Linked DNA regions of Homo sapiens: region 2 is linked to region 1. The links are chromatin contacts, found by Hi-C or POLR2A ChIA-PET in ENCODE. All regions are on one chromosome and are shown on one strand. Each heading gives the region's core, a stretch centred on a gene start or an enhancer-like site at or near the end of the contact. The rest is flanking DNA. Distances are from core to core; before and after follow the strand shown.

What was found. A loop is a pair of places that touch in the nucleus more often than their neighbours do. ChIA-PET counts read pairs that join two places held with the same protein, here RNA polymerase II (POLR2A). Pooled maps may share reads with other maps.
Region 2: a loop to region 1 is called in a map of naive thymus-derived CD4-positive, alpha-beta T cell, with 11 times the contacts of the local background. The contact joins the promoter of JMJD8 here to the promoter of LUC7L in region 1. A Hi-C loop is called at or near these places in 1 of 168 maps with a recorded cell type or tissue (naive thymus-derived CD4-positive, alpha-beta T cell), 1 of 37 single-sample maps with no recorded cell type and 10 of 50 pooled maps. POLR2A ChIA-PET finds 5 or more read pairs at or near these places in 3 of 52 experiments (CD8-positive, alpha-beta memory T cell, activated CD8-positive, alpha-beta memory T cell and activated naive CD4-positive, alpha-beta T cell).

What each region holds. Positions count from the first base shown.
Region 1 is chr16:227,714-233,745 of GRCh38, reverse strand. LUC7L (LUC7 like) reads left to right here and starts at 4,297. Exons shown (of 10, transcript NM_201412.3): 1 at 4,297-4,467. The coding sequence starts at 4,407. It also overlaps the pseudogene C4orf46P1. RefSeq lists an enhancer at 3,925-4,621 and a silencer at 4,454-4,683.
Region 2 is chr16:682,932-685,583 of GRCh38, reverse strand. JMJD8 (jumonji domain containing 8) reads left to right here and starts at 1,250. Exons shown (of 9, transcript NM_001005920.4): 1 at 1,250-1,350; 2 at 1,429-1,518; 3 at 1,675-1,723; 4 at 1,803-1,899; 5 at 1,986-2,054; 6 at 2,143-2,262; 7 at 2,350-2,417; 8 at 2,497-2,631. The coding sequence starts at 1,265. WDR24 (WD repeat domain 24) reads left to right here. Exons shown (of 9, transcript NM_032259.4): 7 at 1-327; 8 at 408-592; 9 at 682-962. The coding sequence ends at 850. RefSeq lists an enhancer at 821-870 and a silencer at 1,271-1,580.

The DNA of each region.
Region 1 (6,032 bases), core at 3,048-5,547:
GCGGGATCACAGCTTACTGCAACCTCTGCTTCCCAGGCACAAGTGATCTTCTCACCTCAGCCTCCGGAGTAGCTAGGACTACAGCTGTAAGCCACCATGCCCAGCTAATTTTTTTCCTTTCTTGTAGACATGGGGTTTTGCCATATTAACCAGGCTGGTCTTGAACTCCTGGACTCAAGTGATCTCCTGCTTTGGCCTCCCAAAGTGCTGGGATTTCAAGCATGGGCCACTGTGCCTGGCAGTTGTCTGATTTCTAGTAACTGTGGCAGTTTGGTAGGTGCGTAATTCAGATGATTTAATTGCTTTGTTCAAATGGCCAATTGGAAGCAAAGTCATGCCTTAAAACATTATTTAAAACTTGTCAGCCGGGCACAGTGGCTCATGCCTATAATCCCAGCACTTTGGGAGGCCGAGGTGGGTGGATCTCAAGGTCAGGAAATCTAGACCATCCTGGCTAACACTGTGAAACCCCGTCTCTATTAAAAATACAAGAAAATTAGCCAGGCGTGGTGACGGGCGCCTATAGTCCCAGCTACTTGGGAGGCTGAGGCAGGAGAATGGTGTGAACCTCGGAGGCGGAGCTTGCAGTGAGCTGAGATCGCGCCACTGCACTCCAGCCTGGGCGACAGAGTGAGACTCTGTCTCAAAATAAATGAAAACAAAACTTGTCTAACCGTGTCTGGACTTTTGATGCTTCTAGCCCATGAACAGTCTTTGTTGTATTCTTAGAGTAAGTCTTTTTTCCCCCTTCCAGGGCAGCAATCATATTAAATTATCATTTGTGAAATGATTTTTTAAAATTTAAATTTTATTTTTTAATTAATTAATTTTTTTGAGGTGGAGTGTCAAAATAGACCACTCCCGGCCTGTTTTTTTTTTGAGATGGAGTCTCCCTTTATCGCCCAGGCTGGAGTGCCGCGGCACAATCTTGGCTCACTGCAACCTCCGCTTCCTGGGTTCAAGTGATTCTCCTGCCTCAGCCTCCTGAGTAGCTGGAACTACAGGCGTGTGCCACCACACCAGGCTAGTTTTTTTGTATTTTTAGTAGAGACAGGATTTCACCATGTTGGCCAGGCTGGTCTTGAACTCCTGACCTTGTGATCCACCCACCTCGGCCTCCCAAAGTGTTGGGATTACAGGCGTGAGCCACTGTGATCGGCCTTTTTTTTGGCCGGGGGGAGAGGGAGTTTTGCTTTTGTTGCCCAGGCTGGAGTGCAATGATGCATTCTCGGCTCACCGCAACCTCTGCCTCCCAGGTTCAAGCAATTCTCCTCCCTCAGCCTCTCGAGTAGCTGGGATTACAGGCATGCGTCATCACGCCTGGCTAATTTTGTATTTTTAGTAGAGATGGGGTTTCTCCATGTTGGTCAGTCTGGCCTCAAACTCCTGACCTCAGGTGATCGCCTGCCTCGGCCTCCCAAAGTGCTGGGATTACAGGCATGAGCCACTGCCCCCAGCCTGGCATGTTTTTTAAGTTTTAATTTCATTTTTGAGACAGGGTCTCATTCTTTTTTTTTTTTTTTGGCCTCCCAAAGTGCTGGGATCACAGGTGTGAGCCACCGTGCCTGGCCAAGACAGGGTCTCGTTCTTTTGCCCAGGCTGCCATGCAGTGGTGTGATCACAGCTTACTGCAACCTCAACCACCCAGGCTCAATCCATCCTCCAACCTCAGCTTCGAGTGGCTGGGACTAGAGGCACATGCCACCACACCCGGCCTATATTTATTTATTTATTTTTATGTTTGTTAATTCTTGTATTCAACCAACAGTGAGTGTTGTGTGACCCTGTTTTAGGTGCTGGGGATACAGAATGAAGCACAATCATTAGCTGTAGACAACGTAGCCTAATGGAGCTGGATCCACCACTGGCAACCTTAAAGTTACCTCCCTTGGTCCTTAAGATGAAATGCAACTTCAAACTCTGCCATGCTTAGCATCTTGTTTCAAAACAAATAATGGTCCACCTAGTTTGCTGCTGGTAGCCCTGTGGCTCTATTAATATTAACCATCTATTGATGAAGTTAACTTTCATAAAGGATTCTACGAAAGTTCAGAGGCATGAAGTATGTAAGGACAAACAAGTACTGGTCCGCAACAAAAATAGCATCGGTATTCTGCTTTCAGAAAAGCCAAGAAAACCAAGAAAAAATTCATTCTGAGTATATACAGAACTGCTGGACAGAGGTCATCCTATACGTGTGGTACACGTACAAATATGACATAAGAAGAAGTATGAATTATTGCAGTCATTATTAAACAACGAAGTATGCCAAATTAGTCATCAGGTTTCAAAGAATCATAGCCTTCTTTCCATAGGTCCCGCCACGTTTTAAGGAAACGTGCCTTTTCTGTACATTTGAAGGCAAGTTCTTCCACTTGAGCTGATACTGCAGATGTGGCTTCAAGAAGTTTGGTTAATGAAAAGGCTGCGTCTCCGATCTGCAGCCCCACTTCCTCCAGCGGGTCCACCGTTCGGCCGCTGCTCCTGCTCGGAACTGGCCAGCCCAAACTCACTGGGCTGCCAGGGTAAGATGCTGCAGAGGCGTCTGAAGAGGAGGGAGAAGGAGGCGGCGGGGGCGGCGAAGAAACCTGCAACTTCTCAGGGTCGGCCATGGGGAAGGGCTGGCACCGCGGAATCCGACCCGAGCAGCCCAACGGACACCCTATTTATTTATTTTAAATAGAGAGCAGGGGCCTGGCGTTCTGGCTCACAGCTGTAATCCGAGGACTTTGGGAGGCTGAGGTGGGCGGATCACCTGAGGTTAGGAGTTTAAGACCAGCCTGGCCAACATGGCGGAACCCCGTCTCTGCAAAAGTACAAAAAAAAAGTTAGTCGGGAATGATGGCGGGTGCCTGTAATCCCAGCTACTGGGGAGACTGAGACAAGAGAATCGCTTGAACCCAGGAGTCAGAGGATGCAGGAAGCCGAGATCGCGCCACTGCACTCCAGGCTGGGCGACAGAGGGAGACTCCGTCTCAAAAATAAATAAAATACGGCAGGGCGCGGTGGCTCACGCCTGTAATCTCAGCACTTTGGGAGGCCGAGGCAGGCAGATCACAAGGTCAGAAGTTCAAGACCAGCCTGGCCAATACGGTACAACACCGTGTCTACCGAAAATACAAAAATCAGCTGGGCATGGTGGCTGGCTACTTGAGGTCAAGACTTTGAGACCAGCCTGGCCAGCATGGTGAAACCCCGTCTCTACTTAACATTCAAAAATTAGCCGGAGGGGGTGGCGGGCGCCTGAAATTCCAGCTACTGGGGAGACTGAGGCAGGAGAATCGCTTCAACCCGGGAGGCGGAGCTTACAGTGAGCCGAGATCGCGCCACAGCATTCCAGCCTGGGTGACAGAGCAAGACTCCGTCTCAAAAAAAAAATAAACAAATAAAAAATAAAGACCGGGCGTGGTGGCTCATGCCTGTAATCCCAGCACTTTGGGAGGTTGAGGCAGGAGAATCGCTTGAACCCAGGAGGCGGAGGTTGCGGAGAGCCAAGATCGCGCCATTGCACTCTAGCCTGGGCGAAACTCCGTCTCAAAAATAAATAAATAAATAATAGAGGTTTAATATAATAGAAGTATATGCCAGACTATGCACACATAAGTGCATGCTATAATTCTATTATCACATAAAATAACTGCTTACATATGCCTTTTCTTTAGTCCCTGGGACAGTAGACCATGAGCTCACAAAAGGACGACCACGAGGTTGTAATCATAGAACCTAATATTAATGCCATGACTGATGGCCAAACGTGGTGGTTCACACCAGTAATCCCAATACTTTGCCGGGCTGAGGCGGGAGGATAAGGAGCCGGGGAGGTCGAGGCTGCAGTGAGCGGTAATCGCGCCACTGCATTCCAGCCTGGGCGACGGAGCAAGACCCTCGCTCTAAATAAATAAATAAATAAATAAATAAAATTCCATGCTTTATTTAACTTTCACAAAAATCATATGAGGGGCACCTTTAGAACCCTCATTTCACAGATTTAAAAAAACGAGCGTCGGGGAGCTAAATAATATGCTCACGGTTTCATGGCTAGCTTAGAAAAAGCACGGATTCATCTTGTTTTTGATTGACTGTATTTCATTTTATTGTAGTTTACCCTCCGTAGAGACTCGTTTGAGGTCCTGGGGGTCTAGAGTAAAATCAGGGTTGGGATTTTGGTTCCGCCGTTGGACAACTTGCGACCACTCAGAGCCTCAGCCTCCCTAAGCACCCACCCCAGAAACTACATTTCCCAGCAGGGCGTGCGCCGGCGCCGTCGTACTTCCTCCCGGCGTCCCCCGCGGCGGGAAAGAGCCGAGTGGGCTCGAGGCCGACGCGACCATCGTTTGTCGACGCCGCTGCCACCGCCTGCCTGAGAGAAGTCGTCGCGGCCGACCCCGTCGCCTCCGCCGGCTACCATGTCCGCCCAGGCGCAGATGCGGGCCCTGCTGGACCAGCTCATGGGCACGGCTCGGGACGGTGAGTCAGAGCGGCCAACCAGGCGAGGGTCTGGGGTGGGAGTGAGGCGAGGCCGCCGGGCGGCCTGAGGCGGGGGCCGCGATCGTCTGCGCCTGCGCCTGCGCGGGGCATCGCTCCTCCTCCCCCGCGCTCCGACCGCAGGCGCCGGGCCTTTGTCTAAGCCGGTGCGTCTCTGAGGCGGCCGTGGGTCCAGGTCGGGCTCCTCTCTCGGAGTCTGCGCCATGGATGGGGCTTCAGCCTCCTTCCTATGTACCGTCCTGCTACTTCCTCCCCGGCGGGCGCCGCGGCTCCGTGCCCCTCCGCGAACTGTGGAGTCGGCGGAGGGCTGGAATCAGCGTGGGCTCCAGGTCGCTGGCAGCCGGGTGGCAGAACTCTTCCGAGGCTCCTTGGGAAGAAGCTACACCCGAGGGAGCCGGATGGGCCTCGAAAACCTGGCCCGCTCTGGTTCTGTACCATTGCAAGGGGAACCGTAAACTGAGCTTTTCTAACGTGGGTTTCTGCCAAGTACTTTTCCAGCTGCCCCCTTCCCCCCAGCACACAGGAGAGCCTCTGTGTAGCCAGCGCTTGACAGTCGTTAGGTAGGTTGTACTGTGTAGGGAGGAGCTCAAGATCATGATGGTTGTCACAGGAGAAAGCGGTTGCATCTTTGCAAAACTATATACCTGCTGTGGTTTGTGTTTTCTTTTCTGCTGAGTAATGAAGTTGTAAGTTCACACTGGCACATTCTCAGGGCTGTGCAGATTATTTGCACTTTATTTCATAGGTGAATAAGTGCTTTTTAGCTTTCTTTGTATATTGAGTTGCTTTTGAATTGCTTCCCATATTTTTATTTCATACAAACTGAACAATTGTGGCCCCTCTATTTTATTTATAAAGGTTCAGTGTATCTTTGCCTGCCTACATCAATCTGCAAGGGAGTTGCAGAAAGCCTCATGTTCATCGAGCCGTGAGTCACAACCAATTTCTAAGCTGTTATAACAAAAAAGTGTTTGCTTTTTTTCACAAGTAACTTTAAAAGTGTAGTTTAGAAAGAAAACATTTTCAATAAAAAGACACTACATTAATCCTGGATGCTTGCAAATCCTAAAATATATTCCTCCTCTAGCGTTGCACAGCTCTGTGTTGTATACACAGACTAGCTTTAAAATTTGTCACATACCACTTTACCTTTACTTTTATGTATCATTCCCCCGACTTCCTTACTGCAGGTGTGGGCAAGAAAACTTTTCCTTTAACACTTTTCAACAGCGGGCATAAAATTCTGCAGCTGAGGTCTTGAAGAATGCAGATGGGTACAGTATGTGTTGGAGCTCACAGTGTGTATTGACTAACCTAGTTCCTTTTTTGCTTTTTTTGGTATTGTCTTGTTAAAAGTGACTCCCAGGTAGCAACTCTCTTTTTTAAGGGTGGGAACGAAAGGGACGTAGGAAGAATAGATCTAGATTATTTAACAGTCTTCGATAGAGTTTGAAAGCTTTCTTCTTCATTCAATTTTGGGCAAAATACTGCCTCTGCATTTGTTCATAACAAAAAGATTAGATTAATAAGTAGCTTTTGTTGGTGGA
Region 2 (2,652 bases), core at 1-2,500, 450 kb before region 1:
TGCGTGCTGCCGCAGGAGGCCTTTCCGCTGCGCCACGAGATCGTGGACACGCCTCCCGGGCCCGAGCACCTGCAGGACAAGGCCGACTCCCCGCACGTGAGCGGCAGCGAGGCGGATGTGGCCTCCCTGGCCCCCGTGGACTCCTCCTTCTCGCTCCTGTCTGTCTCACACGCGCTCTACGACAGCCGCCTGCCGCCCGACTTCTTCGGCGTGCTGGTGCGCGACATGCTGCACTTCTACGCTGAGCAGGGCGACGTGCAGATGGCTGTGTCTGTGCTCATCGTCCTGGGTGAACGGGTGCGCAAGGACATCGACGAGCAGACCCAGGTGTGTGGTGGGCGGGGCCTCCCCCCTGCAGCGCCGCCCCTGGCACCCAGATCCTGACTGCCGGGCGCTCCCTCCCCCAGGAGCACTGGTACACTTCCTACATCGACCTGCTGCAGCGCTTCCGCCTCTGGAACGTGTCCAACGAGGTGGTCAAGCTGAGCACCAGCCGCGCCGTCAGCTGCCTCAACCAGGCCTCCACCACCCTGCACGTCAACTGCAGCCACTGCAAGCGGCCCATGAGCAGCCGGGGCTGGGTCTGCGACAGGTGGGGCAGTGGGGTCGGGAGGTGGGGCAGGGGCCTGCAGGCAGCGCAGCAGCCCCCGCTGAGGCACCCTCCCTCCCGCCCGCCCCCAGGTGCCACCGCTGCGCCAGCATGTGTGCCGTCTGCCACCACGTAGTCAAGGGTCTCTTCGTGTGGTGCCAGGGCTGCAGCCACGGCGGCCACCTGCAGCACATCATGAAGTGGCTGGAAGGCAGCTCCCACTGTCCCGCAGGCTGCGGCCACCTCTGCGAGTACTCCTGACGGGGCATCTGCTGGGCTTGCCCGGGCGGCCGCGTGCAGAACCCCGCCTGGTCTTGTGCCCGAGACGGGCGGAGGCTGGAACTTGAGACCTCAATAAAGGAAGTAGAGCCGCTGTCGGCACTGCGTGTCACCCCATAGCGCGGCGGGCTCGCCGTAGGCCCGCGGGGCAGCTGGCGGGCGGGGGCTTTCGGCGGGGTTGTCGCCATGGTAACCGGCGGCGCCCATAGTCGCTCTCGGGGCGGCCTTCCCAGTGCCTCCCGTAGAGGCCTCTTCCGGGGCGGGCCAAAGGAGGTCACTTCCGGGGTCCGTCCCGGTTCCCGGCCGTTGCCACGACGACGAAGCTGCCGGCCAATGGCTGGCGGATGGGCCCAAGGTTCCCGGCGTGCAGCGCGGCTGCCTGAGGGCGGCAGGCTCATGGCGCCGGCGTCGCGGTTGCTCGCGCTCTGGGCGCTGGCGGCTGTGGCTCTACCCGGCTCCGGGGCGGAGGGCGACGGCGGGTGGTGAGCGGCCCGGGAGGGGCCGGGCGGTGGGGTCACGTGCGGCGGGCGGGGCGCGGGCTGACCCAGCTGTGCCCGCAGGCGCCCGGGCGGGCCGGGGGCCGTGGCGGAGGAGGAGCGCTGCACGGTGGAGCGTCGGGCCGACCTCACCTACGCGGAGTTCGTGCAGCAGTACGTGCGCCCCTGATCGCGGAGGTCGCGTCCTGTTCACCGGCCCGTCTGCCCCGACCGCCCAAGGCCGCCTTCCCCTGACCTCGCGCGCACGCGTGGGGCTGGGGCGGCGAGGCTGGCGGTCCGGCCTGGCCGCGACTCTGCCCTTCTTTCCAGGTACGCCTTCGTCAGGCCCGTCATCCTGCAGGGACTCACGGACAACTCGGTGAGCGCGTGCCCGTCCGTCCCCGGCCACTCTCGCCCGTGCTGGGCCCGGCCACTAAGTCCCCTCCCCGCCCCCGCAGAGGTTCCGGGCCCTGTGCTCCCGCGACAGGTTGCTGGCTTCGTTTGGGGACAGAGTGGTCCGGCTGAGCACCGCCAACACCTACTCCTACCACAAAGGTACGCGGCCTCACCCCTGGGGCCCGCCCATTTGCCAACACCGGGGCGGCTGGACCAGACGGTCCTGACCCGTCTCTTTCCTGCAGTGGACTTGCCCTTCCAGGAGTATGTGGAGCAGCTGCTGCACCCCCAGGACCCCACCTCCCTGGGCAATGGTGAGGCAGCCCTAGGCGGCGGTAGGGGGTGGGGACGCTTGGAGTCTCCAGGTGCCAGGATCCCTGTCCCCGCCGTCTCTGTTGGCAGACACCCTGTACTTCTTCGGGGACAACAACTTCACCGAGTGGGCCTCTCTCTTTCGGCACTACTCCCCACCCCCATTTGGCCTGCTGGGAACCGCTCCAGCTTACAGCTTTGGAATCGCAGGTGGGTGCTTCTTGGGACTGGGAAGGACTGAGGCTTCTGTCGGTGAGTACAAAATGGGTTGGTCACCAGGTGCTCATAACCCCACAGGAGCTGGCTCGGGGGTGCCCTTCCACTGGCATGGACCCGGGTACTCAGAAGTGATCTACGGTCGTAAGGTCAGCACGGGGTGGGGGTTGAGGCTTGGGACTCGCTGACCAAAACGGGCAAGGGTGACACTGCTGCTCATGCCCCCAGCGCTGGTTCCTTTACCCACCTGAGAAGACGCCAGAGTTCCACCCCAACAAGACCACGCTGGCCTGGCTCCGGGACACATACCCAGCCCTGCCACCGTCTGCACGGCCCCTGGAGTGTACCATCCGGGCTGGTGAGGTCAGTGGCTGGCAGGAGAGG